Linked DNA regions of Homo sapiens: region 2 is linked to region 1. A link is a loop called in an ENCODE intact Hi-C map of the cell type or tissue named here. Cell type or tissue: heart right ventricle. All regions are shown on one strand. Links, peaks and the distances in the headings refer to the core of each region. The heading gives the core; the rest is flanking DNA.

Region 1 (15,384 bases), core at 3,630-11,629:
ATTTTGGAAAATTTTAAGATGTCAACTATTCTCAATTATTCTACAAATTCAGGCAGCCCCCATCAGAATCCGAATAGGGTAGCTGTATGCTTTGTTTTGAATTCTGAAGTGGTGTTTGGAATATGAATTGTTCTCTGGATATATACCCAACTTGTGAGTTTTTCAGCTCGTTGCTTAGCCTTGCAGCCACAGTTTCCTCATCTGTAAAATAAGGTGATAAAAAAAGCATCTACCTCATAGGATTTGTATAAAGAATAAATGAATTAGTAAAGGAAAAGTACCCAGTACAGTGCCTAGCAGTAAATGTCAATGATTGCAATTATGTAACAACAAGGGGAGAGAAAGTCAAATAAAATAAATCACCTCAATCCCAAAGTAAAATATCAAACTAAATCTGAGTCTATTAATAAGGAATGTTTATTTATCCTATGCTACCAAAGTGTGCTTCAGAATCTGGCTTTGGTTTCATTGACATTTCTCACAGTTAAGATAATTACTCACATATGGTCAAGTCCAAGTGAATATCATTGTGCTGTTAATATCCTTAATGAATCTTGGACCAAAGGACATAGAAGGGTCGGAAGTTGGGTAAACATTACCAATCCCCAAGACACACAGAGTCTCTGGACTCCCGTCCTCAGCAGGATGTGCTGGTCGCAAGTGTCCTTTTGGCTGAGGTTATCATCCAAGGATATTCTAGGGACACAGTGTTCAAATTGATGAACACACACTTGGGGGATGGAGACTTTTAAGGGATCACTTTGAGATCCTCACATCATATAGGCTTTTACTATTTATGGATCATGTGGTCACATTGGTTCTCCTTCCTACCTCCCTTCCATAATCACTCTCGTTCCATTTCACTAAAGACAGAAGGCATATGCATCCTTCATCAGAATCTTAACACAGAGCATGGACTCTGCAGGTAGAAATCTCTAGACTTCAAAGAAACTATTTAAAGTATTGTTTTGTGATAACAACATTTTTTCCATATCAAGTGGTATCTAATTTATCGTTTTTAATAAACTCAAAGGAGGTCTTAATTTAGCAGTGGCTGATAAATCATTAAAAATAATGTTTAAAATAGGCAAAAGACCTTAATAGACCTAAGACTTAATAGACCTTAATAGACTGATCAGAGAAGTGCAAATCAAAACCACAATTAGGTCATACCTGTTAGAATGGCTATTACAAGTATTATCGAGGATGTGGAGAAAAGAAAACCTTTTACCCACTATTGGTGGAAATATAAATTAGTACGGTCATGAAAAACAGTATGGAGTTTCCTCAAAAAATTAAAAATAAAACAACCATATGATCCAGCAATCCTACCACAGAGTATACAATCATTCTTCTCTATACTCAGGGGATTGGTTCCAGGCACTCACCCCTTACATATATCAAAAACTGCACAAACTCATGTCCTGCATTCGGCCCTGTGGAACCCCTATATTCAAAAGGTCAGCCCTCCATATACACAAGTTTCACATGCCTCAAACACTGCATTTTCAACTGACATTTGGTTGAAAAAAGCGGTGTGTAAGTGGACCTGCACAGTTCAAACCCATGTTGCTCAAGGGTCAACCTTGTATGCAAAGGAAACAAAATCAGTATGTTCAAGAGACATCTACAATCCCATGCTTATTGCAGAACTATTTACAATAGCTAAGATATGGAATCAACCTCAGTGTTGAAAAGCAAATAAATGGATTTTTTTAATGTGGTATATGTACACAAAGAAATACTATTAGGTCATAAAAAAAGAATGAAATACTGTCATTTGTGACAACATGGATGACCCTGAAGAACATTATGTAAAGTGAAATAAGCCAGACACAGTAGATAAATAACACATGTTCTCACTCATAAGTGGAATCTAAAGTTTTTGATCTGGCCGGGCACAGTGGCTCACGCCTGTAATCCCAGCACTTCGGGAGGCCAAGGTGGGTGGATCACTTGAGGCTAGGAGTTCGAGACCAGCCTGGCCAACATGGTGAGACCCTGTTTCTACTAAAAATACAAAACTTAGCCGGGCTTGGTGACACGTGCCTGTAATCCCAGCTACTCGGGAGGCTGAGGCAGGAGAATCGCTTGAACCCAGGAGGCAGAGGTTGCAGTGAGCCCAGATTGCCCCACTGCACTCCAGCCTGGGCAACAGAGCAAGACTTCATTTCAAAAAAATTTAAAAATAAATAAATAAATAAAATAAAAATGTTGATCTCATAGAAGTAGAGAGTAGAACAGTGGTTACCAGATACTGGAGAGGGTACGGAATGGAAGAGAGAGGATGGAGAGCGGTTGGTCAACAGGTACAAAGTTACAATTAGGAAAAATGAGTTCTGATGTCCTATCACTCAGTGGGCGACTGTAGTTAATAATAACATATTGGGTATCTTAAAATAGCTAGAAGAGAAGATTTTGAATGTTCTCACCACAAAGAAATGATAAATGTTTGAGATGATGGATATGTTAATTACCCTGATTGATCATTATGCAATGTATACATTTATTAAAACATCACATTTTTGTATTAGGTGTCAATTAAAAATTAAAAATAATAATTTTGAGTGATAAATCACTATGTCATCTTTAGCCTATAGCTCAGAGGAATTCAGAGAACCAAGTGGTATCACTATCGCAATAGTCATTCTTTTCCCATCTGCCCATTTATGTAACAAGTATTTACAGATTTTACATCTTTGAAGATGAGAAACATGAATAAAATTGTCTCATTTTAGCAATAAAAAATATAATCCATGAATATACAAAATCAAAAAGGGCTTCATTAAGCCCTCAGCTTATTAAGAGATATATTAACATGTTACTTCATTTATTTAATGATTATCAAAAATTGAAATACATATGTCAGGTCATTAGTCAAAGCTTCAAGAATCTCTGCTGGTACCCAGGTCACCAATGTATCACATGTCACAAACTCCTTGCAGACCTCATACATACTCAGAATTCTTGCTGCAAGTTCTGAGTTGTAAGTCCCACAATATGGAAAAGGACCTCTGAAGTCGTTTCCTTCACTTTATTCACCAAATCTTGCCGTGATCAACTGGTCCTGTGCTGTCTAAATCCTTTACCTGTGTCATACCCTAGGAAGAAGAATAAAGGAAAGAAATCAGAAATTCTTAGTTTGGGGCCAGGTGCAGTAGTTCACGCCTGTAATCCCAGTTCTTTGGGAGGTTGAAGGGGGCAGATCGCTTAAGCCCAAGAGTTTGAGACCAGCCTGGGCAATATGGCAAGACCCTGTCTCTGCAAAAACAAACAAACAAAAAGTTTTAACTTAGACAGGTGTGGTGGCACTTGCCTGTAGGCCCATCTACTCAGGAGGCTGAGGTGGGAGAGTTGCTTGAGCCCAGGAGTTCAAGGATGCACTGAGGTACGATCATGCTGCTGCACTCCAGCCCAGGCAACAGAGCAAGAGTCCGTCTCAAAAAAAAAAGAAAAAAGAAAAGGAAAAGATTCTTAGTTTGTTCTTGAATTTTCCAAAATAATATTTTCTCACTGTATGCACTACCCTATTTGTTTTGTTTATTTGTTTGTTTGTTTGTTTTTGAGACAGAGTCTTACTCTGTTGCCCAGGCTGGAGTGCAGTGGTGCGATCTCAATCTCGGCTCACTGCAACCTCCACCTCCCGGGTTTGAGCAATTCTCGTGCCTCAGCCTCCCAAGTAGCTGGGATTACAGGCACACGCCACCACGCCAGGCTAATTTTTGTATTTTTAGTAGCGATCGGTTTTTACCATATTGGGCAGGCTCGTCTCGAACTCCCGACCTCAAGCAATCCGCCCACCTCAGCCTCCTAAAGTGCTGGGATTACAGGCATGAGCCACCGTGCCCAGCTGCACTACCCTACTTGTGCTGTTCATAATGCTGCAAACCAGTGCAGATACCATTTGGGACACCACCTAGAGTTTGGGGACCCTTCTTCATCCACCTTTAAATTGACTTCATACATCATCTCCCATTAGTGGAGTACATCCATAACCCAGATCTAAAGAGTACGTTCTCTGGATGGCCTGAAGCTTCTGGAAAGCAGGCACTTTTTAATCGTGATACCTTTTACCTCAGTAATACAATACAATTCCATAACTTTGTATTTGGAATTAACTTCAAACTCCAATCGATGTTGCAATGATATGTCTGTATAGCTTTACCCAATTCCATTTATTGTTGAGGGCTTATTCCATTTGCTTTAGTAATACAGTCTCCTTGGGGCAATTCTATTCAACAGAGACTCAGAACAAGGGTCTCATTTTACGGAATTTTCCAACGGGTATGCAAAGCCTCAGACATCAAATTACAACCATATATCCCACACCCTCCCCAGAGCTCTGACAAGGCTATATACAAATTCAGTGGCAAAACAGAGGTGACATAAACTATAGTGAACAGACTTTATGTGGCCTAAAACCCTCCTAATGTCTTGATGAACATGCAGGATGTGTTCAAATCAGCTGTGGGGCTCTGCTCCTGTGAAATCATCATGGCCCCAGGAGAGGTCCAGCAATTTTCCTCTGCAATAGAGCAGATTCTTGAAAGTCAAGGAGTTTTGGCCGGGCATGGTGGCTCACGCCTGCAATCCTAGCACTTTGGGAGGCCAAGGCGGGTGGATCACGAGGTCAGGAGTTTGAGACCAGCCTGGCCAACATAGTGAAACCCCGTCTCTACTATAAACACAAAAAAATTAGCTGGGTGGGGTAGCAGGCACCTGTAATCCTAGCTACTCGGGAAGCTGAGGCACGAGAATCGCTTGAACCCGGGAGGCAGAGGTTGCAGTGAGCTGAGATCGCGCCACTGCACTTCAGCCTGGGCAACAGAGTGATTCTTTGTCTCAAAATAAAAAAAGAAAGAAAGAGAGAGAGAAGAAGGAAGGAAGGAAGGAAGGAAGGAAGTCAATCAGTCAGTCAAGGAGTCTCCTTCATCCTAAGTTCCTGTCAAGGCTGACACCAACGTGAGGCTCTCTTCCAATACATCTCTTCTACCTGGGGAACTGATCTTACCTAAAGGAATGTCAGAGAAAGAACTGCCTGGCAGCGAAGTAAGCCAGGCCCTAACACCCTATCTTGACCATCCCCGCAGTTAGTAAGTCGTGCTGGACCTTGCTTGAGATACCTGCATCTCATGGTAAGTCTGTCCCACCTTGAAAACCAGAGACTTGAGAACGTCAAGCACAACCACATCAAAGGTACCACCCAAAGAAGGGGAGTCTGAGACCACCCAAAAGAGGCAGTTGGTATCCTCTGCAAAAACAGGTGCCACTTAGGATGATGAAAATCAGATTTTTTTTCATATTTAGCCTAGAAGGAAAAGGGGTTACCCCTTTGGCACCCATAATGAGTTGATGGCTTTTTTTTTTTAACAGAATTCTAGAAGAACTGCACAGAGAAGCAGACTGAATAACCCCAAGACTTGTAATGGACCAGCAAACTTCTGAACTCATACTCACCTAGGATCCTTGATAGCAATTATTTTTGCTTAATCTCACGGTTTTCTGCTGCCCACTGGGAAGACCCTTCTTCCCCAATAGTCCTTTGCACTGAAGGGAACAATAAAAACATTATGTGAAAAAAAACATATATTGCAGAAGAACAGAGCAAAGTGGTGTGAGGTCGCTGTCCACATCTCATTGTGTATTTCAACTCTCATCCTGCCTGTATTCAATTTCAATAATTATCCAAGACCTATCTTAAACCTAATTTCCTCTTTCTTTCCAAAAGCTCCTCTATCTGAAGGTTTTTTCTCCAGCACATGTTTGAACTTCAGTTTCCTCTCATCTTATTTCTCTGTAGATTTCATCCTATCTGCTCTCCATCCATCAGAAAAGCTTAAATATTTCTCATCAAATATTGTCACTTGCTTGTTTCCACTATACTGTAGAGTTTGCCACTTTGTTCTTTTGTTGTCATTTTAAGTTGTTATTTTTTTCAGATTTCTAAAGAGGATGGACAAGGATTAAACTCATGCTCATCCTGTGTTCTTTATCCGGTCTCAAGTGATGCGTTTTATTTGTTGACTTCCATTACGGTCAGGTGCTTGACTGACAGATAACTGTGACGATCATGGGCTTGTGATGGCAAAGGGCAGGGGTTTTTTTTTTTTTAAGCAACTGTAACTCCCTCTAAATCTCCTTTTGACATTTGCTTCTGTAATAGAAATGCTAATCTTTCTAGATGTGTGGTAGTGACAAAGAGGAAAATAATCCAGGGAAGGGAATTGGAGCAACAGCAGGGAAAGAAGTTCCAGTATTATTTCTTGTTTTGTTTTGTTTTCAGACAGAGTCTTGCTCTGTTGCCAGGCTGCAGTGCAGTGGCGTGATTTTGGCTCACTGCAATCTCCGCCTCCCAGGTTCAACCGATTCCCCTGCCTCAGTCTCCCGAGTAGCTGGGACTACAGGCAGGCGCCATCGTGCCCAGCTAATTTACTTTTTGTATTTTAGAAGAGACGGGGTTTCACCATGCTGGCCAGGATGGTCTCGATCTCCTGACCTCATGATCTGCCTGCCTCAGCCTCCCAAAGTGCTGGGATTACAGACATGAGCCACCACGCCCGGCCCCAGTATTGTTTAAGTAAGAAAGCTAATCCAGCTTTTCGTAATCCAGGGTAAAATTTGTCTATCTGTGGGACACCACTAACAGGATGCCCTGATGCCTCCCCAGGTTCAACAGGGAAGAGGCGGGCAGGCAGACAAGTAAAATTAAGGATTTGGGGTCCAGATATATTTTCCCATCTCTGGGTTATATGGACTGTGTGAGCTTGGAAAAGCCATTTAATCTTTTTAAGTCTCAGTAAATAAAGACTACACTTTCTTTACGTGAAAGTCAGTAGAATTAAATAATAGTATGTGTGAAAAACCCTCAGCTGTGCTGAGACGATCCCTTTAACATGAACCATCCAGTCAGTCTCATCCCGCTCCAAATAAGGCACTTTGGAGTCATCTTCACTTCCCTTCTAGTTTTATCCTTCAAATCTTCCTTTTCATCCCACACACCACAAACACAGTCGCAGCTACCCCCTTCTTTCCCTCTGTCCTTGATAGACAACCCCTAATCTCATTTCTTCTCAGCTTCTGTCTCCTTGGTAAGAAATCTGACGAGATAAATAGTATATACACCTGCTAGGATAACGCACAGTCCTCTCAAGAAGAAACGACCCTGTCAGTTGTTTTGACCTTATGCAAACACGAGTGAAACTTGTATTTCATTGTGTTCACTTTGAGAACGGCATCCAGGAACGGAACGCAAGGGCTCCTGCTAGTGACGGATGGTCTATTTCAAGTGTTCAGAGATTCCAGACTCTACATGAAATGGCGCCACCTTGAGGCTCAAACCTTATTGTTGGCGTTCAATTTAAGAAAAACTCATCAGACATCTCCTACTACAGGCCAGCCTTTGGTAATTAAAAGAATAAAACGGGCCGGGCGCTGTGGCTCACGCCTGTCATCCCAGCACTTTGGGAGGCCGAGGCGGGTGGATCACCGAGGTCAGGAGTTCGAGACCAGCCTGACCAACATGGTGAAACCCTGTCTCTACTAAAAATACAAAAATTAGCCAGGCCTGATGGCGCGCGCCTATAATCCCAGCTACTCTGGAGGCTGAGGCAGGAGAATCGCTTGAGCCTGGGAGGCAGAGGTTGCAGTGAGACGAGATCGCACCACTGCACTCCAGCCTGGGTGATAGAGCCAGACCCCGTCTCAAAAAACAAACAAACAAAAAAAACAAAACAAAACAAAAGAAAGAAAGAAAGAAAAAAAAAATGGCCACGTAAACCAACCTATACATAGGAGGCTTTTTGGAGGACATGATGAAGAGGTGAAGAAAGAAAGTACCTAGGCTGAAGGAACAGTCTAACCTCCAGCTACCTGGCATAGAGTCAGTGCAGAAGAAGACCTGATGGGAACTCAGCAGAGTGGACTCCTAGGAAGAGGGTGAGAACTGCAACCAGGTGAACCAAGACTAGGGAAACTGCTTCTGATTATGCACAGGGGATAAGATCCAGCCCCTGGGGAGCGGTGGTTAACAACAAGTACACATCATGTAAGTGCCCCGGGCACCCCTTAGTGCAAGGGGAGCTATAATTCTACCAGAACACTCTGGATGTATACATATGTTCACACAAGACCTTCCTTGTGGATTAAGACAATATAACAGCAATTTGAGAAAGAAGGTGGCTCAGGGGACACTATCCCACACAGTGCAGACAGGAAATTCTGAGCGGTTTATCATTTGGTCAGTAGGAAGTCATCAGGAAGTCATCAGAAAGTCATGAAAGTCTAGAATCAGTGGCTTGCTCACCAGCTGTAAAGGAGACAGTCATGAGTTAGGGATCAATAATTGGTAATTATCAGAGATCAATAATTAGTAATTTGACAGAGATTTACCAGGGAGGAATCAAAATTCCCCACCTCTGAAGGGTGGCGGGGGGATATTTTTACTGTGTCTCAAGATCCTGCTGGCTCCTTTAAGCCATATGTGACATATTAATCATCTTTCCACATACAAACATGCACTTGAATGACCCCTCTAGAGTCATTTAAGGACAGGCTAGGGCCATTTTTAATATGCTAAAGAACAGAGCACTTTCCCAGGCTTAGGGACTGTGGATGGTCCCAGAGACTCCAATGGTCCAGGAAGTGGAAAGTCCTCACCCATGACACTTACTTTCCTCCCAGGACTGGAGGGCAAAAGAGGAAAACAAGAAAAATATGGAGAAAATATGAAGAAAAAACAAAAGAATGTGACAATTCTTGTTCCCAATTTTGAAACAACTTCACATATTCCTTAAAACAAAGATGACAACATAAAACTATAAAAAGGTATCAAAAACCTCACAATAAGGCTTTTCTAATTACTGGGGGAAATGGCAGCCATTCCTCCCGCAGCTGTGCTGCCTCCTCGTCCTCCTCCTCATTGTTGCTGCCAAAAAGGTCAATGTCATTGCCCTTGTCATCCTCTGCTGGTGTGGTTGGCTTCTTGGCCAGGGCTCCACTTGGCACATGGGAGACACGTGCTGGGTCTGAGGGACTGTGGCCCGGTGGCCAGCAGAGCTCTTCTCCAGCACGTTCAGCTGGGCCTCCAGCCTGGACATGGCCTGCTGCAGCTCCTGCACCACGCTGCTCAGCCTCTGGTTCTCCACTTCCAGACTGGCGATCAGGACAACAAGCTCGCTGTGTTCTCCGTTGGGGCCGCTGGAGACCCTGGGGCCTGAGCTTCTGGCCAGGGATTTCTGGATGTTCTCTCTGGCTCTCGCAATGTCATGGAGGATCACGCTGGCGCCATTCTTCTGGCGGGAGGTGCTGGCCACAGGCCCGTTCATTTGCTCGTACAATCTCCTTTCTGCAATGTCATATTTGAACTTGTCAAACCAGATCTTCTCATATACTGAGAAGTTTGTAGCCATTTTTCTGATGCCAGCCAAGGACTCAGCAACGAGGGAGGAGGAATCGGTGGACGTGGGACGCCTGAGGCAAGAGAACAGAAGACTTAATGTTGTTAAGATGTCAATACTACCCAAAGATTCAATGCAATCCCTATCAAAATCCCAAAAATGGTTTTTCCAGAAATAGAAAAAACAATTATAAAATCCATATGGAATATCAAGGAACCCCAAATAGTGAAAGCAATCTTGAAAAGACGGAACAAAGCTGGAGAACTTGCTACAAAGTGACAGTAATCAAAACAATGTGGTACTGGCATAAAGACAGCCATGTAGACCAATGGAATAAAATAGAAAGGCCAGAAATAGAGTAAAAATAGAGTTACCACATGATCCAGCAATTCCCCTTCAGGGTATACACAAAATAATTGAAAGCAGAGTCTCAAAAAAAGATTTGTACATCCATGTTCACAGCAGCATTATTCACAATAAAACACAGAAGCAACCCAAGTGTCCATCAACAGACACATGAATAATCAAAATATAGTACATACATACAAGGGAATATTATCTAGCCTTAAAAAGGAAGGAAAACTACATGCTACAACATGAATAAATCTTGAAGACATGTTAAGTGCAATAAGTCAGTTACATAAAAAAAGACAAATAACGTATGATTCCACTTATATGTATGTAAAATAGTCAAAATCATAGAAACAGAGAGTAGAATGGTGATTGCCAGGGGACGGGGGAGGGAGGAATAGGAAATTATTGTTTAATGGGTATAACTTTTCAGTTTTGCAAGATGAAAAGCACTCTGGAGATAGATGGCAGTAATGGTTGCACAAAATTACAAAATGTATTTAATACCACTGATATATACATTTTAAAATTATTTAAAAAAACGATTAAGATGGTAATTTTCATGTTTTGTGTATTTTACTGCAATAAAAGAATTGAACAAAGTAATGGCAATATTTTTTTCATGTGACAGCTTTTCACTTAGAGGGCAGGGCTTTTCCAAACAAATTAAAGTTATTAGGCAAGCCTGTGTGTCTTGGAGACTTTATTATTTTGTTTGTTTTAATAAATACAGACAGGGTCTTGTTATGTCACTCAGGCTGGTCTCAAACTGTGCCCGCCATTCTTTAGAAATTTTGGGAAATACAGGGTTGGGTGCAATGGCTCATGCCTGTAATCCCAGCACTTTGGGAAGCTGAGGCAGGGGGATCACTTGAGCCCAGGGGTTGGAGACCAGCCTCAGTGACATAGTGAGACCTCATCTCTACAAAAAATCAAAAAAATGAGGCAGGAAGATTGCTTGAGCCTGGGAGGTTGAGGCCACAACGAGCCGTGATCATGCCCCTGCATTCCCGCCTGGGCAACTGAAGTGAAACCCTGTCTCTAAATAAATAAATAAAATAAATTTGGGGAAATAAAGAAAAGCCCATAGAAGTCACCCATATACAACCAGTGTTAACTTGCTGGGCTCATGGGGTCAAGTCTTTTCCCATCCATCCAGACACAGATACCTGGATATCAGCATCTTGCTGCACAGGTGGGCTCATGCTCTGTGTGCATTGTTCCCTGGACAAGGCACAATGGCCATTCCCCCATCATGATAAATGTGCCTAACTCTTTTCTTCCCACCTCCATGTGCAAAAAGGTAGTTGAGTCAAGCAAAGCTTCTTTGAGGGCTCCAGAGCTGACTTCCCAGCTGCTACTGGTCCTTTTGGGTCCTCTCCCAGTGTTGAGACTCCTGATTTCAAGGACCCTGATTTCAAGGGTGCTGATTTTGAGGGTCTGAAGAAGTTCAAAGAGGAGGTGGATATCCAGCCAGCTAAGCAGAAAACAGCAACAGTCAACGGTAGTGAGCCCCTCTCTGCCCTTCTCTCTAACAGTGACATCCTGAGTCAGGGCTCAGTCCTGGGCAGAACGAGAGTCCTGGGCAGTTCCCAAGAGGAACTGGCCTGGAGGCCCAAAGGGCGGGATATCCACTTCACTGTGCCTTATCAATGTGCAGCTCAGGTATGAGAATCTGGTCATTAGGGCCTGACCAGTAAAGTTCCCAATATCCAAAGTTACAGAGCCCCGAAAGTCCCCCAGCTGCCTAGAGGTGCTTAGCAAAAAGTAAAAATAATACAACTCTGTGTTTGACCCTCACGTACTCTACAGCTCCTTTGGCCACTCCCTTTCTCTGCCAAACCCCAGGACCCTGTGTACCCCTGCTGTTCTCCCTGTCCCACCAGATCTCCCCTGGCCTCACAGGAACCTGACAAAAGGGAAGTGAGACAGGACAGATATGAAGAAAATGTGAAGTGATGGTTATTTTACACCTAGGCATCAAGAGACACAGTCGTTTGCTCAGCAGGTGGGATTTCTCCACATAGGCGGCAAGGAGAAACAATGCCGGGGTCCAGCATCAGAGACAAAGCTGGCAGAATTCACCTGCCCAGACCCCTCCTGCCTCCTGTTTCCCATTGGCCAAAGTTCACCCCATGAACTTCAATTCCCTGCACTTCTGGGACATGTCATCTGTACAGCTCCATCAGTGATACCAGATCCCACGTCCTGCGGCCAGGGACCAGAAACCCCGGGTGGGAAATAGCAGTCTGGGAGAGGGCCCTACTTTGCCAGGGCAAGGACTGGGAAGTCCCCACTGGCATCAGAAAAGTCTGGGTGCTTTTGGCCAACAAGAGGCAATGGAGGGAAGCCTCTTAACATTTCTGATGTCTTGACATGCGTCGTAGCAGGCTTGCCTTAGAGCAACACCTTCGAAGTCCAGTGGAGCTTCCTGCCCGACTGCACACTCCACACAACCTTGGGCTTGAGGTTGCTTTAACTCTTTGAGTGTCACTTTCCAGAGACTTAAAATGAAGATGAAGATAATATCACCCCTCAATCAGCAAATGCGATTGAAGGTTATGGCCAACGCAACTCAACTCGCCCAGTGCCTCACACACAGTAGGCACTTTGCGATTAAAGGTTGTCATCCATATTCCCAGACTATTCCCCGGGAAGTGGTTAGACAGAGCTGGACAACAAACCCCATCTCCTTGGCCCTGACACAGGGAGTGGCAAAAGGAGCTGTAGAGTCCACATCAGGGCCAAACACAGATTTTTATTATTTTTATTTTTTGCTAAGTGACTCCAGGCAGGTGGCGGACAATTAGGGGAGGTCCCTGTTGTAATTCCCAGCCCTGCCCTCCTACCCGAGGAATGAGAGAGGATTCCCTGCATTGCAGTCTGCATGTTGACCTCATGTAGACTAACACGCCTTAGTCTACTGGAGGGAGACAGAGAACACCCTGCATTCTCTGCCCGAGTCACTCTCCTCAATCTGCTTCAGTAGAACGTGAGACACAACTGTTGAAGGCCAGCAGCCCCTGGTCCCGAGCGCGGCAGTGCCACAGTGGATGCTCTCCCACCTGAGCCCTCGGACTGGGCCTCAGTGGGTCCTGCTCCCACAAGTGTCACTGTCTCAATCCGGAGAGTGGAGCTCGTAGGAACAGGACCTCATTGCCACATTTTCTTGGCCCCTTTCATTAAAAACACTGCAATCACCTTCATGGTAAGGCTCCTCCCTGTGGAGGTCTCCTACAGAAGTAGGTGAGGACTGGTTGCTGGGATTGAAGAGAGTGGCATGGTAGCTGAGGATAATAAGGGGTACTGGGGTAAGACGGAGAGGTTTGGGGGCCACACAAGTTGTCCATCTAGGGAACGTAGAGGTCACCTAGATCAAGCCAGTGTTGCCCAAGTAGCAAAAAAAAAGAAAAAAGAAAAAAAAAGTCTGGTCTTTTTTAGCCCCGAGAGGTGTCTTTGATGAAATTCTGACCAGATGAAGCCACCATCACTGCCCTGGGCTTACACATTACCTACATACCCTAAATCAATCACTGTCTGTTTTCTGTCTTTCTCTAAGCCATAGAGCCTGCTCTCTATCTGTTAAGTCTAGGGCCATCACAAACATGCAAACAATGACACTGTAAGATAACTTGGGCCAGGTGCAGTCACTCAAGCCTGTAATCCCAGCACTTTGGGAGGCGGAGGGTAGGTAGATCACCTGAGGTCAGGAGTTCGAGACCAGCCTGGCCGACAAACATGGAGAAACCCCATCTCTACTGAAAACACAAAAATTAGCCAGGCATGGTGGCGGATGCCTGTAAGCCCAGCTACTCGGGAGGCTGAGGCAGGAGAATAGCTTGAACTCAGGAGGCAGAGGTTGCAGTGAGCCGAGATCATGCCACTGCACTCCAGCCTGGGTGACAGAGCGAGACTCCTTCTCAAAAAACAAACAAACAAACTAACAAAACAAAACAAAACAAAACAAAACAAAAAACACCACATAAGATAACTGGGGCAGAAGGCCTCTAGCCCCTAGCCCCTAGCCCCTTTCCCTACCATTCCCGCAGTAGTGGCTGCACCCCTCCAGTCCTTTCTGCTGCACCCCCAGCACCTCTGGGGCACTTTCTGAGTTAAATAATTAGTTATAGGAGTCCTCACTGGGCATAATCCATACTTGTCTTATTACAGTGTCCCAGGGGCAAGTAGGACAGGAGCCCTGCAGAGGGCTCCTGCCTCTGTTATTCTCAAATCACAACTCAAAGACACTAAACACATTCCTCAAGATCCCTTACTCCAATTCTCAAGGACCAATTCCCCACTCAACCAATCCTGCCAGGCCAGGGGCAGAGCTGGCAGGAAGAATAGAGATCCAAAAAAAAAAAAAACCGTCATAGCTTTCATGGGTTATTAGCTCCTGTTCTTTTATAGGAGCTCCTATTAGCTCCTATTCTTTTATAGGTAGAATAGTTCACCTGAAATTAATCTGATACTATCAACTTTCCTATATCATAATAGCAGAGGAATGGGCATATTTAAAGTGCAAATTAATACAGGTAGGGGTATGTGTGTGTGTATCTGTGGGCAAGTAAGATTAAAGCTTCATGGATCAGGCAACCAAACCTGAGTCAAAGTATCCATCTTCATGTCAGCTGTTTCAGGCTTAATAAACTGCAATAAAAGCAAATACCCCCACAAAGGAATGACTACTTAAAAGGCACTTTAAAAGCCCCCCTGGCCGGGTGTGGTGGCTCACACCTGTAATCCCAGCACTTTGGGAGTCCGAGGTGGGTGGATCACCTGAGGTCGCGAGTTCGAGACCAGTCAGGCCAACATGGTGAAACCCCATCTCTACTAAAAATACAAAATTATCCAGGCATGGTGGTATGTGCCTGTAATCCCAGCTACTAGGGAGGCTGAGACAGGAAAATCACTTGAACTCGGGAGGCGGAGGTTGCAGTGAGCTGAGATTGCACCATTGCACTCCAGTCTGGGCAACAAGAGTGAAACTCTGTCTCAGAAAGGAAAAAAACAAAAACAAAAAAGAACTCCCCTTTGCAAGCTGTAGTTTACTTCCTCCTTCCAGCATGCAGGGTAGATCTCTTTGGTTGAGAACATTCAAAATTACTGGACAGGAGTGGGGATGTGGTTGGGGTTGGCCATGTAAGTTACTTTCTACTTTGCTGGCTCAGAGCAGTGAGCACTGTAAGGAGTACAGAGCAGGTGCTTCAGGCATCAGGTAACTCAGCTTAGCTCTGAGTGCTGCTACCCAGGTTTCTATAGATGTCCAAGGAAGCCTCAGAATCAAGCTCCAAGAGGTTCAGATAGGAGAATAACCTGCGATCTGCATTGTTTGCAATCCCTTGGAATACAGGTTACAGCCCACTTTCCTTCTCATGCCTGCTCTTTCTTCTTTCTTAAACCTGGAGGAATGTTTGCACCATGGAAGCCCAGAGGGAAGAAAGGCTGCTATGGGTCTTGCCCCCGCAGAACTCAGCCAGCAGCCACAGTTGCTCAGTAGCAAGTGGTACCCACAGTTCAAGGCCCCAGATCCCACTGCAACACGTGGACTAGGCATGTGCTGTGAAAAGCCCAGATGGAGCCAGAAAAAAGCTGTGGCTTAGTTTACTTAAGGGAGACAGGAAAAGCCTCACATGGC
Region 2 (15,384 bases), core at 3,439-11,438, 140 kb before region 1:
GTCTCATAATAGCATTTGAATCTTTTTACCGCTCTGTCCTCCAAATTTCCTCTTCCTTTCTCTGTGGCCTCTCACTGTCTTAGGCCTCTTCCTCCCTCCTTCTCTGGATCTTCCTTCTCAGTTTCCATTATAAGCCCCACCTGACCTATTGGGTGTTTTTCAGGGCTCCAGCCTAGACTGGCTTTTTTTTTTCTTTTAACTCTAATCTTTCTCCCTAGACCCACTACTTCCCTGGCTTCAGTTGTTATCTGTACACTGACAACTCCCAGGTATTTACCTGTAGTCAGACCTTTTATCTCACTTGCAAATCCACATATATCACTTGTTCCTTAATATCTTATCCATTCATTCCATGGCTATTGAGCTTCCATTATGTTCCAGGCCATGTTTTAAGTACTTACAGGACATCATTGAACAAGACAGGGTTGGTCCCCCCACCTACATGGACCGGCTTACATTCTGGGTAAAATTAGGGTGTCAACAGACAGACACAAACGAGTGTACGGGATAATTTCAGAGAGCAAAAGGCATTCGAAGAAAATAAAACAGGGTGATAGGATATGAATACCTCTTATAGTTAGGAAAGCTCTTTCTGACGAGAGGACGTTTAGGTTTAAATGTGAATAGTAAGAAAGAATCAGCTGTGCAAAATCCAGAGGTAAGTCTGTCCAGGCAAGGAGGAGCAGGCTTGGTGTGCTCAAGAAAGAGAGAGAAGGTTGCTGTGGGTGGACCACAGTAAGAGAGAGAGAAACATGAGATGAGGCTGTGCTAGTCAGTAAGGTCCACCACCCCGAAAGCCTTGGTAAAGAGTGTGGCTTCGTGGCCGGGCACGGTGGCTCATGCCTGTAATCCCAGCACTTCGGGAGGCCGAGGCGGGCAGATCACGAGGTTGGGAGTTTGAGACCAGCCTGACCAACATAGTGAAACCCCGTCTGTACTAAAAATACAAAAATTAGCCGGGCATCATGGTGTGTGCCTGTAATCCCAGCTACTCAGGAGGCTGAGGCAGGAGAATCACTTGAACCTGGGAGGCAGAGGTTGCAGTGAGCCAAGATCATGCCACTGCACTCCAGCCTGGGCGACAAAGCCAGACTCTGTCTCAAAAAAAAAAAAAAAAAAAAAGGTGTGGCTTCTATACTAAGTGTGGCTTCCATCTTAAATGTGGCTTCCACTGCCAAGCCACTGGAAGGTTCTATGGAACAATTTTTTTTTGAGATTGAGTCTTGCTCTGTCACCCATTGTGGAGTGTAGTGGCATGATCTCGGCTCACTGCAGCCTCCATCTCCTGGGTTCAAGTGATTCTCCTGCCTCAGCCTCTGAGTAGCTGGGATTACAGGAACGCACCACCACACCTGGCTAATTTTTGTGTTTTTAGTGCAGACGAGGTTTCACCATGTTGGCCAGGCTGGTTTCGAACTCCTGACCTCAGGTGATCCACCTGCCTCGGCCTCCCAAAGAGGGATTACAGGTGTGAGCCACCGCGTCCAGCCTCTATGGAACAATTTAAATGATCACTTTGGCTTCTCTGATGTCCTCTAGGCATCTCAAGCTCAGCATATCCCAAGCCAAACTTAATATCCTTCCTCTAAACCTTTTCTGTCTCCAGGATTCCCCACCTCATAAACAGCACCGTCATGTTCCCAGTTGCTAAGTCGGAATTTCTGGTTTTTCTTTACCCACTCGCATGTCCATTTTTCTATCATGTTTATTTTACTTCATCTTTTATGTCTAGGTTTCTGGGAAAGGATATAGCAGTCCCTTCAGGCCAGGATAGGTCCCTGTAAGATGCGCTCATAGAACCCCTATTTCTCCCTTGGAGAGTCTTCCCCAGCTGAAATTAGTAACTGAGTAGCTGGAGTCTATGATTTCTCTCCCCTGCTGCATTGTCAGCTGTGTGGCTCTCCGGCTGTCTTGTGTATCCATGGGGCCTGGCACAGGCAGGGGTGGATTTTGATTCACCTCCTGAAGACGCATCCATTTTGACTTTTTTGTTTGTTTTGTTTTTTGAGATGGAGTCTCTGTCACCCAGGCTGGAGCGCAGTGACATGATCGTGGCTCACTGCAACCTCCGCCTCCCAGGTTCAAGCGATTCTTTTGACTCAGCCTCCTGAGTAGCTGGGATTATAGGCATGCGCCGGCACGCTCAGCTAGTTTTTGTATTTTTAGTAGAGATGGGGTTTCCCCATGTTGGTCAGGCTGGTCTGGAACTCCTGACCTCCAGTGATCTGCTTGCCTCAGCCTCCGAAAGTGCTGGGATTCCAGGCGTGAGCCACTGCGCCCAGCCTCATTTTGACTTTTGTTTCTCTCACTCACTCGATATTCACTTTCTCCTGCATGTCTCCTGTGGACACAGACTTTTGTTCAGATCCCATCTTCCTTTCGGTTCTGCACCTCATCTATTCCCAGGCTGGAGGCTGCAGGAGGCGACCCCCCATGTGGCACATTATAGGCATCATACCATGGACCTCACATGGGCCCTGTCTTTTGGGACCTGCCTCTCTAAAAGTGACCACACAGAATGTTGCAAAGTGCTAATCCCTAGGTTAATGGACCACATCTTTGAAGGACACAAGTACCCCCCAAACACAAAGGCCATGAAACTGTGAACTCCAGGAGGACAGGGGCCTTATCCGATCCGTCTTCTTCACTGTTATAGCCTCAGAGTTTAGTATAGAATCTGGCCATAGTGGACAGTGTTCATTGACTGGAAAAAGGCGGAAATACTTTACATGAAAACTAAGGCGGCCATGGCTTTGACATCGTGGCAGTTACAAGCTGTTCATTGGAAAGAATACTGAAAACAAAGGTCACACCTGCGACTTTACCTCTGTCTTGTTTTTCTTTATGATTTATGATCTAGAGCTTTTATGATGCTCGCCAGGCTTTGCAAAACAATTTGAATAATTGTTTTAAAAAATTTGAACACCTCCTTAACAGTAAGCAAAATCAAACTACCTGAGGCTGCAAAAGAGGCATCCATCAAGATAATTAGGGTTTCTAATTTATAAGCAGGGCGCTATTTCTACTAAATGGATGAACGGTAGGCACTAAATAATTTTCCATGATGCCAGATGCTTTCCAATGATCATAGGGCACTGTTCATCCTAATTACTTTCCAGTGTACTACTACCAACAATTCGTCAACGAGCATTTGTCAAATATTAATAGCATGCCCAACCCTGGGATTTGTAGACATTGTGGAGGATACAAAAGGAATATGACATTTCTGCAAGACACTTTCAGTCTAGTGTGGGTTGCAAGTATATGTGCCCAAATGTATGAGGTTGGGAAGAATTGGCGAGTGCAGTGGTTCTAGATCTTTGTTCTGACTTCACAGGGTTCACATGGGCCACAGGTCCCCATCAGGAAGATTCTGTTACACACAGTGGTCCTCACTAAGCATCTGGAAAGAATGGGGAGAAGAGGGCTCCCTGCAGTCATAATTATAACGGTAATTTACTGTTTACTAAGGGCCAGAAACTGTGATAGGTAGTTTCCAGGCACATCTCAGCTGATCCTTACAACAACTATATGAAGTATGTATTATTTCCTCTATTTTACAAATGAGGAAATCAAGATTAGATAGGTTGAGTAACTTGTTCATGGTGACACAGCAAGGGTCTGGGATCAAGAGTCAATGGATGTCTGAGCCTGTGCTTTTCACCACAGCTCAAATTGCCCCTGTCAACTTCTTAACATCTCCTTAGGGGAGCAAGCTGCCTCTCCCAAAACCTTCCCAGTAAAGAGTCTGTAGGCCAGAAAATTAAGGGAACTCAGCATGGAAAGATCATGTTGAGGTGTGAGAGTTTTTTGATAAGGAGGCTCCATAGATTATTCTTGAAGGGATCTGCAATTTTTCTGGCAGAGGGAGAGAGAGATTCAAGGAGAGGGTGTGAAGACAAGACCAAAGACCAGTATGACCGAAGTCCAGCCCCTCACCCTGGGGAGCTCCATGTGCTGCCCTTACTGTGCCAAGAAGCCATCAGTGACCCCGTTAGTGGGATGTGAGCTGCAGAACCTTGCCCTCTGGGTGCCTGAAAGGCCCCTGCCTCTGCAGCTTTCCAACTGCAGTGCTCGTGGTGGGACCAGGTACCAGCAACCAAGAGAATGTCAAGGGGCTCCCAACACCCTGCTGCTGGGCCAGTCTCCAAGAGGATCTGCGAAGGTTTCCGCTGGAGGGAAAGGGCTGGGGTTGGAGAAACTTCTACTGTGTCCTTGCCTTACTTTGCAAGCCAGCCACAAACAGCTCTGTGCTTGGGTCAGAAACATCAAGGGAATGGCTAAGATCTGTGGAAACAGCTTCACCTGAAATACCAATGCAGGTGTAACCAGAATATTCAAATTCTGTTAAAGGAAAAATATCCATAGGTGGCCTGAGCACAGTGTCCTGTGTCTCCTTTGGTCACTGCCTTTTCCGTCTGAAGCTGGTTACTCTTGATCTTTCCAGACTGAATATTCCCACCCAAAGTATTAATAAATGGAGATAGCACCAGAAACACCTGGGTGTATACATTTGTGTATGTGCATGTGTGCGTGTGTGTATGTGTGTGTGTGGTGTGTATCTATATACTATTGAGTATATAGATATAAAACTGTAATAATATATTACTGTTTATACATAACAATAATTATGTATTAATTATGTAATAATTTAGTTATATTTGTATGATAGATTATTATATACATAACTAGCTATGTATATATAGTTATGTAATTATAATGATATATAATAATATAATATATAACTATATATCTTTATATATAATGTATTATTATACTAATAGTTATACTAATAGTATAACTAATAATTATGTATATAATAATCTATCATACAAATATATTATTACATAATTAATATATAATTATTTTTATGTATAAACAGTAATATATTATCACTCATATATACTCTGTATACTATAGTGTACATACCATTATATATACTAATAGTATAGTATATATAATATATAGTATAGCATGTATATATAGGATATATATAGTATCTATAGTTACATTGGCAACAGCCCCCAGTTGGTCTCCCACTTCCTCACTCTTGCCAGAAGGCTCTTTTCCAAGTCATGTTTCCCTTTGATTTCCTTGACAGAAATGCTCCTTAGTAAGTGTAACAAGTTGCAAAAATTTAACCTAGATCACAACTTAGAAATATAGAAAAAGTATAATTAAAAATCTTTTTATTGTAACTTGTCTGGCCTTCCTCCTAAGTCCCCTACCTACTAGTTACAAAAAACAAAACAAAACAAAACATTTCACTAAATGTCCAATCCAGTTAAAAACTTAGGATCTGATTAGCAAATCACCTTTAGGCAGGGTTCACCCTCTTTTTGATAAAATTGTTCTACTTTCAGCTGGCCTGCACCCTGCCCCTGCTTCTCTCTCTGAGATGCTGTCCCACGTGTGGGAGGGGTGGGGTATGGTTTGCATGACCTCACCTGGTGAAGATGAGCTGGGTGGCCTGAGGACAGTGTCCTGTTCCTTCTTTGGTCACTGTTTTTTCCTTCTAAAGCTGGTTACTCTTGGCCTTCCCAGGATGACTATTCCCAGAAGTTTGTATTTTTGTTGAGGTATAAAGTAAAATCATTCATGTTTCAAGGTTAGTGGGAGGGACTCAGCCAATTAGCTACCAAGGGGACTTAGCCAACCACCTAGCAATCAATATGATTTTGCTTGTATGGTAAATAAAAATTTAGGGTCAAAAGACATAACCCTTGTGAATATCATCTCTGTAAATTAGGTTGGGAAAACTTCGGTAGAGGACTGTCCTGCTTGGGATTAGTTTGTGATGATTCTTTTCCTCGGCAAGAAAAGCTCTAGGTTTTTGCAGCGCATCCTGGTATAGAAAACCACCTTGAAACCACTGCCACCGAAGGTAACTGTATTAGGCTCCTGGCAGGAGAGAGCACACTCAGATCGAGGAGAAATACACAGGGGGACTCTTTACAAAGGTGTGGGCAGGAGGTAGGAAGCACAAGGGATAGAACAGTACCCTAGGACCAGAGCGACAGGGCTCTGTGACCACTCCTAGCCCTGAAGATATAAGGGAAATAAGCAGTTACCAGAACCTGGGGACAGAAAGAGCTCTGCAGAGGATGCTGCTTGATATGAGCTGTGGCCTTTGGTCAAGGGATGCTGCCACCTTACAAGGGGGGAGGTGGGGGAATAAAGACTTGATCTCTTTCTCCTCTCTCCCTCATCTCTCTCTCTCTTTCTGTCTGCCTGCCTGTCTGTCTCTCTCTCTCTTTTTTGAGACAGAGTAATGCTCTGTTGCCCAGGCTGGAGTACAGTGGCACGATCTTGGCTCACCGCAACCTCTGTCTCCTGGGTTCAAGCAATTCTCCCTGCCTCGGCCTCCCAAGTAGCTGACATTACAGGCACACCCACCACCCAGGCTAATTTTTGTATTTTTAGTAGAGACTAGGTTTTGCCATGTTGGTCAGGCTGGTCTCAAACTCCTGGACCTCAGGTGATCCGCCTGCGTTGGCCTCCCAAAGTGTTGGTATTACAGGTGTGAGCCATCGGGCCCAGGCTCTCTCCCTTATCTCTTGCCAGTGCTTCTCATTGGCCAAATCCAATTGGAATCCAGAGGGCAAAGGGGTCTGTCTTTGTAGAACACGCAGGTTAGCCCACCAGGTCCTGGAGCAAGATAGAGAATTATAAATTATGATGATAGGTGGGGTGGGTACCAATGCAAGACCTCCATCACAGTAGCCATCCTTGGAAACACAGAAGTAGGGAAGGAGGCCCCGTGCATCTGAGGAGAAGACTATGATAAGACTCTATGTATTTTGAGGGCTTAAATGATAAATGATTTCATTCTGGGGTGGGGGGCTGGTTACTGAGGAGGCAAGAAGGGTAGTTCTGGGTTCATGAGGTGGGAGGTGCTAGTCTTATTCTGGGCTGGCCTGGAAGGTAGAGTGTAGGGATTGGAAAGAATTAGTTGCCCTGAATTAAGACTTAACAGCCAGGCTGGATGTGGTGGCTCGTGTGTGTAATCCCAGCACTCTGGGAGTCCGAAGTGGGTGGATTGCTTGAGCCAGGAGTTTGAGATGAGGCTGGGCAACATGATGAGACCCCGTCTCTACAAAAAATACAAAAATTAGCCAGGTGTGGTGGCACACGCCTGTTGTCCCAGCTACTTGGAAGGCTGAGGTGGGAGAATCACCTGAGCCCGGTGAGGTTGAGGCTGCAGTGAGTTGTGATTGTGCCACTGCACTCCAGCAGGGATGACAGAATGAGACTCTATCTACAAAAAAAGAAAAGAAAAGAAATGAAACGAAAAGAAAAGAATTAAGGTCTTGCGATTGAGCATAAAATGGGGAATTACCCTGCCCCGAAAATGCTATCAAGGGCTACATGCCTCCTTCTACAGTACCAGCCGGAGCAGAGGACCCAGCGCGCTGTGGCACTTCCTCAGAGCAGAGCACACAGCCCGCTGCGGCACTTCCTTGTAATGTCCTTTTTTTTTTTTTTTTTTTTTTTTTTTTGATACGAAGTCTCGCTCTTGTCCCCCAGGTTGGAGTGCGATGGTGCGATCTTGGCTCACTGTAACTTCTGCCTCCCGGGTTCAAGCGATTCTCTTGCCTCAGCCTTCCAAGTAGCTGGGATTACAGGCACCTGCCACCACGCCCGGCTAATTTTTGTATTTTTAGTAGAGACGGAGTGTTCACCATGTTGACCTGGTTGGTCTCGAACTCCTGACTTCAGTTGATCTGCCCGCCTCGGCTTCCTAAAGTGCTGGGATTACAGGTGTGAGCAACCACGCCCAGCCCCGCAGGAGAGGCTCCACTTGATCTTGACCGGAGGAGTTCCAGCCACGGCAGGGATGCCGAGCAGTCTCCTGACCAGCAGGTGGTGCTGTGGCGCAGCGGCAGAGAGCACCGCGGGCCGGTCCTGTTGAATGTCTCTGGGGCTGCCTCATGTTTGTGGGTAACAGAGGCAGAGGAACTTCAACCTGAAAGCCCTGGACTTCATTGCCACACACAGAGTGGGATGCCCATTTCCTGAAGATTAACTTTCACGGGGAAAAAGCTACTGCAGCCGGTGGCCAGGACTCGGCCAGAGACTCAGATGAGCTACTGTGTGGTGAATGTGTAACTCTCCAGGACAACTTCTGCTCTGCTGGCAGCCCTCACCCACCCGGCCCAGGCAGCGCATCTGGATGGGAAATGTGCCCCTTGCTCTCCCTCTCTTTCTCCTTGTCCCTTCCCAGAACATGGACATGATGATTGGAGCTCTGGCATTCTTAGAATATGAGGCCACCTTGAGTATTGAAACCATAAACTGAGTAGGGTAAAATTCAGACACAGAAAAAAGAGCCTGGAGCCTGGGAAATTGATTATTATGGGGTCAGTGTACCAACTTTACACTGCCTACTCCCAGATTTCTTTTAAATAAAAGAAGAGAAACCGGCTGGGCGCGGTGGCTCACGCCTGAAATCCCAGCACTTTGGGAGGCCGAAGCAAGTGGATCACCTGAGGTTGGGAGTTTGAGACCAGCCTGGCCAACATGGTGAAACCCCATCTCTATTAAAAATACAAAGTTAGCCAGCCATGGTGGCATGTGCCTGCAATACCAGCTACTCTGGAGGCTGAGGCAGGAGAATGGCTTGAACCCTGGAGGTGGAGGTTGCAGTGAGCCGAGATCGCACGATTGGACTCCAGCCTGGGCAACAAGGGCAAAACTCCGTCTCAAACAAAACAAAACAAAACAAAACAAAACAAAACAAAAACAAAAAAGAAACCACTATCTTGTTTATGTCAGTCATTTGGGTGTTATTTGTAGCCAAACATATTTCTAACTGATACACGTAGCCTGATGCGGTTTGGATCTGTGTCCCAACCCAAATCTCATATTGAAATGTAATCCCCAGGGCTGAAGGTGGGGCCTGGTAGGAGGTGATTGGATCATAGGGGTGGTTTCTCATGGTTTAACGTCATTTCCCCTTGGTGCTGTTGTCACAATAGTGAGTTCTCCTGAGATCTAGTCGTTTAAAAGTGTGTGGCCCCTCCCCCCAACTTGGTCCTGCTCTTGCCATGTAAGATGCCTGTTCCCACTTTGGCTTCCGCCACGTCTAAAAGCTCCCTGAAACCTCGAAGCAGATGCCACCAGCTTCCTGTGCAGCCTGCAGAACTGTAAGTCAATTAAACCTCTTTCCTTTATAAATTACCCAGTCTCAGGTATTTCTTCACAGCAGTGTGAAAATGGACTAATACACAGCCTAATACGACTTGTCACACAAAACCTTTCTGTGGACAGAATCTTAAAGAAAGAACTTCAGTAAGAAGAGAAATAAAACCAGAATGCTGATATGAGAGGTGTGGGAAAGCAAATATTTTAGTAAAGTTTATTGTTTTCCAAGAAAACAAGAACTAATAAAAGAGAAAGTGAACTGAGATGACCGGGGATTAATTTTAGATGTCGTGAAATGTTGAGGATGGAGGTATAACGTAGGAGTGATTGAAGGGAGGTGAGACTGAGCTAGTGCACTTATTTTATTTGGGGAACAACACAGGTACTAATAAGTTAAAGGATTGATGGAAAAATTATACCTATATATAGGTCAGTAAGTAAGGGACAATCACCAGAACAGCAAAAATACAATGCATAACTTTCGAACCAGCAGAATGAAATTAGTCCATAGTAGGAACATTTAAAAAGTGCTGGAAGTAGAAAATGTAAAGTGGCAGAATTAAACTCTAATGTAAGCAAGAAAGTTAGAAAAAAGTATAGGAAACAGAAAACAAAATGAGGTGAGAGAAAGGTGCTCAACACCACTGATCATCAGAGAAATGCAAATCAAAAGCTGCAATGAGATATCATCTCATCCCAGTTAAAATGGCTTATATCTAGAAGACAGACAATAACAAATGCTGGAGGGGATGTGGAGAAAAGGAGACCCTCATACACTGTAGGCATGAGTGTAAATTAGCACAACTATTATGGAGAAGAGTTTGATGGTTCCTCAAAAAACTAAAAATAGAGCTACTATATGATTCAGCAATCCCACTTCTAAGTATATACCCAAAAGAAAGGAATTGTTATATTGAAAAGATATCTGCACTCCCATGTTTGTTGCAGCACTGTTCACAATACCCAAGATTTGGAAGCAACCTAAGTGTTCATCAACAGAAGAATGGGTAAAGAAAATGTGGTACATATACACAATGGATACTATTTAACCATTAAAAAGATGAGATCCTGTCATTTGCAACAACATAGATGAAATTGGATATCGTTACATTAAGTAAAATAAACCAGGCACAAAAAGACAAATATTTCATGTTGTCACTTGTTTGTGGGATTTAAAATCAAAACAATTGAACTAATGGAGATAAGAGAGTAGAAGGAATGGTAGTAGAGGAGTGGGTGGGGGGAAGTGAGGATGGTTAATGGGTACAAAACAATAGAAAGAATGAATAAGACCTACTACTTGATAGCACACAGGGTGACCATAGTCAATAATAATTTAACCAAACTTAAAAATAACTAAAATAGGCTGGGCGCGGTGGCTCACGCCTGTAATCCCAGCACTTTGGGAGGCTGAGGCAGGTGGATCATGAGGTCAGGAGATTGACACCATCCTGGCTAACACAGTGAAACCCCATCTCTACTAAAAATACAAAAAATTAGCCGGGCGTGGTGGCAGGCGCCTGTAGTCCCAGCTACTGGGGAGGCTGAGGGACGAGAATGGTGTGAACCCAGGAGATGGAGCTTGCAGTGAGCCGAGATGGCGCCACTGCACTCCAGCCTGGGTGACAGAGCGAGACTCCATCTCAAAACAAACAAACAAACAAACAAACAAAAAAACTAAAATAGTATAATTGGATTGTTTGTAACACAAAGGATAAGCACTTGAGAGGATAAATACCCCATTTTCCTTTATGTGATTATTATGAATTGGATGCCTATATCAAAACATCTAATGTGTCCTATAAATATATATACCTACTATGTACCCACAAAAATAAAAAACCAAAAATAAAGTGAGAGAAATAAGCACTAATGTAACAGTAATGAAAATAAATATAAATGAGTTAAACTCATCCTGTCAAATGGCAGAGACTCTGAGATTAAATAATAAAACCTGGTAATCTCTTGTTTATAAGAAACATTGAAAACAAAAGAATATGGAAAGTTTTGGGATATGACATCAATGTAAAAAATCAGTAGTATTTCTATACACCAATAATGTCCAAACTGAGAGTTAAATCAAGAATGCAATCCCAGGGCAGGCACAGTGGCTCATGCCTGTAACCCCAGCACTTTGGGAGGCCTTGGCAATGATTTAAAGAAGTCTCCAAAAGCAATTGCAAAAAACAAAAATAGACAAGTAGGACCTAATTAAACTAAAAAGCTTCTGCACAGCAAAAGACTATCAACAAAGTAAACAGACAACCTACAGAATGGGAGAAAATATTTGCATACTATGCATCTGACAAAGGTCTAATATCCAGCATCTATAAGGATAAGGAACTATAAGGAACTAAAACAAATCAACAAGCAAAATACAAACAACCACATTAAAAAATGGGCAAGAGACATGAACAGACACTTCTCAGAAGAAGATATACCAAAGAGATACCATCTCACACCAGTCATAATGACTATTATTAAAACATCAGGAAATAACAGATGTTGGCAAGGTTTCAGAGAAGAGAGAATGCTTATACACTGCTGGTGAGACTGCAAATTAGTTGAGCCACTGTGGAAAGCAGTTTGGAGATTTCTCAAAGAACTGAAAATAGAATTACCATTCAATCCCACAATCCCATTACTGGGTATATATCCGAAAGAAAACAAACTATTCTATGAGTGTATGACACACACAGAACCGTTCATTGCAGCACTTTTCACAATAGCAAAATCATGGAATAACCTAGGTGCCCATAATTGGTGGACTGGATAAAGAAAATGGGGATTTATAACCACACATTTTCTATGTAACTTTTTGTATCAGAAAAATCTCTACAGGTGACCTCATATATGATGGTGGGTGAATGAATGGGTAGAGCTCTCTGGAGGGAGATTTTGCATGATCCAATATTGTAAATGTATACATGAGAGGCTGGCAGGATGGCTGAACAGGAACAGCTCCAGTCTGCAGCTCCCAGTGAGATCAACACAGAAGGTAGGTGATTTCTGCATTTCCAATGAGGTGCCCAGCTCATCTCATTGGGATTGGTTAGACAGTGGGTGCAGCCCATGGAGGGTGAGCTGAAGTAGGGTGGGGCATTGCCTCACCAGGGAAGCATAAGGCATCAGGGAACTCCCTCCTCTAGCCAAGGGAAGCTGTGAGGGACTCTGCTGTGAGGAATGGTGCACTCTGGCCCAGATATTATGCTTTTCCCATGGTCTTCACAACCCACAGACCAGGAGATTCCTTTGGGTGCTTATGCCACCAGGGCCCTGGGTTTCCAGCACAAAACTGGGCAGCTGTTTGGGCAGACACTGAGCTAGCTGCAGGAATCTTTTTTTTTTTTCGTACCCCATTGGCACCTGGAATGCCAGTGAGACAGAACCATTCAATCCCCTGGGAAAGGGGCTGAAGCCAGGGAGCCAAGTGGTCTAGCTCAGCGGATCCCACCCCCATGGAACCCAGCAAGCTAAGTTTCACTGGCTTGAAATTCTCTCTGCCAGCAGAGCAGTCTGCAGTAGATCTCGGATGCTTGAGCTTGGTGGGGGGAGGGGCATCTATGATTACTGAGGCTTGAGTAGGCGGTTTTCCCCTCACAAAGTAAACTAAGCCACGGGGAAGTTTCAACTGAGCGGGGCCCTTCACAGCTCAGCGAGGCCACTGCAGCAGACTGCCTCTTTAGATTCCTCCTCTCTGGGCAGGGCATCTCTGAAAAAAAGGCAGCAGCCCCAGTCAGGGGTTTATAGATAAAATCCCCATCTCCTTGGGACAGAGCACCTGGGGTAAGGGGCAGCTGTGGGCATAGATTCAGCAGACTTATATGTCCCTGCCTACCGGTTCTGAAGACAGCAGTGGATCTGCCAACACAGCGTTCGAGCTCTGCTAAGGGTCAGACTGCCTCTTCAAGTGGGTCTCTGACCCCCGAGTCTCCTGACTGGGAGACATCTCCCAGCAGGGGCTGACAGACACCTCATACAGGAGAGCTCTGGTTGGCATCTGGTGGGTGCCCTTCTGGGACGAAGCTTCCAGAGGAAGGAACAGGCAGGAATCTTTGCTGTTCTGCAGCCTCTGCTGGTGATACCCAGGCAAACAGAGTCTGCAGTGGACCTCCAGCAAACTCCAGCAGACCTGCAGCAGAGGGGCCTGACAGTTAGAAGGAAAACTAACAAAAAGGAAGAGCATCAGCATCAACTAAAAGGACATCCACTCAGAAACCGTGTCTGAAGGTCATCAACATCAAAGACCAAATGTGGATAAATACATGAAGATGGGGAGAAACCAGCACAAAAAGTCTGACAATTCCAAAAACCAGAATGCCTCTTCTCCTCCAAAGGATCACGACTTCTTGCCAGCAAGGGAACAAAACTGGACAGAGAATGAGTTTGATGAATTGACAGAAGTAGGCTTCAGAAGGTGGGTAATAACACACTCCTCTTAGCTAAAGGAACATGTTCTAACCCAACGCAAGGAAGCTAAGAACCTTGAAAAAAGGTTAGAGGAAAAAACAGAAGGTTAGAGGAATTGCTAACTAGAATAACCAGTTTAAAGAAGAACATAAATGACCTGATGGAGCTGAAAAACACAGCATGAGAACTCTATGAAGCATACACAAGTGTCAGTAGATGAATCGATCAAACAGAAGAAAGGATATCAGAGACTGAAGATCAACTTAATGAAATAAAGCATGAAGACAAGATTAGAGAAAAAAGAATGAAAAAGAATGAACAATGCCTCCAAGAATTATAGGACTATGTGAAAAGACCAAGCCTACATTTGATTGGTGTACCTGAAAGTGACAGGGAGAATGGAACCAAGTTGGAAAACATTCTTCAGGATATTATCCAGGAGAACTTCCCCAACCTAGCAAGACAGGCCAACATTCAAATTTAGGAAATACAGAGAACACCACAAAGATACTCCTCAAGAAGAGCAACCCCAAGACACATAATTATCAGATTCACCAAGGTTGAAAGGAAGAAATGTTAAGGGCAGCCAGAGAGAAACGTTGGGTTACCCACAAAGGGAAGCCCATCAGACTAACAGAGGATGTCTCTGCAGAAACCCTACAAGCCAGAAGAGAGTGGGGGCCAATATTCAACATTCTTAAAGAAAAGAATTTTCAAGCCAGAATTTCATATCCGGCCAAACTAAGCTTCAAGTGAAGGAGAAATAAAATCCTTTACAAACAAGCAAACGCTGAGAGATTTTTGTCACCACCAGGCCTGCCTTACAAGGGCCCTGAAGGAAGCACTGAACAGGGAAAGGAACGACCGGAAGCAGCCATGGCAAAAACATACCAAATTGTAAAGCCCATTGACACTATGAAGAAACTGCATCAACTAATGAGCAAAATAACCAGCTAACATCATAATGACAGGATCAAATTCACACATAACAATATTAACCTTAAATATAAACAAGCTAAATGCCCCAGTTAAAAGACATGAACTGGAAAATTGGATAGAGTCAAGACCCATCGGTATGCTGTATTTCAGGAGACCCATCTCATGTGCAAAGACACACATAGACTTAAAATAAAGGGATGGAGGAATATTTACCAAGCAAATGGGAAGCAAAAAAAAGCAGGCATTGCTATCCTGGTATCTGATAAAACAGACTTTAAGCCAACAAAGATCAAAAGAGACAAGGAGGGGATTACATTATGTAATGTAACAAGAAGAGCTAACTATCCTAAATATATATGCACCCAATACAGGAGCACCCAGATTCATAAAGCAAGTTCTTAGAGACCTACATAGAGACTTAGACTCCCACACAATAATAGTGGGAGATTTTAACCCCTCACTGTTAATATTAGACAGATCAACAAGACAGAAGGTTAACAAGGATATTCAGGACTTGAACGCAGCTCTGGACCAAGTGGACCTAACAGACATCTACAGAACTCTCCACCCCAAATCAACAGAATATACATTCTTCTCAGCACCACAATGCACTTATTCTAAAATTGACCACATAATTGGAAGTAAAACACTCGTCAGCAAATGCAAAAGAATGGAAATCATAACAAACAGTCTCTCAGATCACAGTGCGATCAAATTAGAACTCACGATTAAGAAACTCACTCAAAACCTGCACAACTACATGGAAACTGGACAACCTGCTCCTGAATGACTACTGGGTAAATAATGAAATTAAGGCAGAAAATAATAAGTTATTTGAAACCAATGAGAACAAAGACACAATGTACCAGAATCTCTGGGACACATTCAAAG

What was found. Peaks named below come from ENCODE experiments on the same cell type or tissue, not always from the same donor. Only the 100,000 strongest peaks of a DNase experiment are listed, where the experiment ranks them.
Region 2: it touches region 1 in a loop (15-fold over the local background); 82 of 110 quality-filtered maps call a loop at or near these places.

What each region holds. Positions count from the first base shown.
Region 1 is chr11:62,163,316-62,178,699 of GRCh38, reverse strand. It overlaps the pseudogene EEF1DP8. Among named protein-coding and RNA genes, the nearest start is that of SCGB1D1, 19 kb to the left of the region's middle. RefSeq lists a silencer at 3,090-3,269. In heart right ventricle, for the core only: a CTCF peak has its summit at 7,322 (motif pointing left); DNase peaks (open chromatin) are centred at 7,319 and 9,119; H3K27ac peaks cover 2,646 bases; H3K27me3 peaks cover 1,584 bases.
Region 2 is chr11:62,303,814-62,319,197 of GRCh38, reverse strand. No RefSeq gene overlaps it. Among named protein-coding and RNA genes, the nearest start is that of SCGB1D4, 12 kb to the right of the region's middle. In heart right ventricle, for the core only: CTCF peaks have their summits at 7,641 and 7,851 (motif pointing right); a DNase peak (open chromatin) is centred at 7,867; H3K27me3 peaks cover 3,095 bases.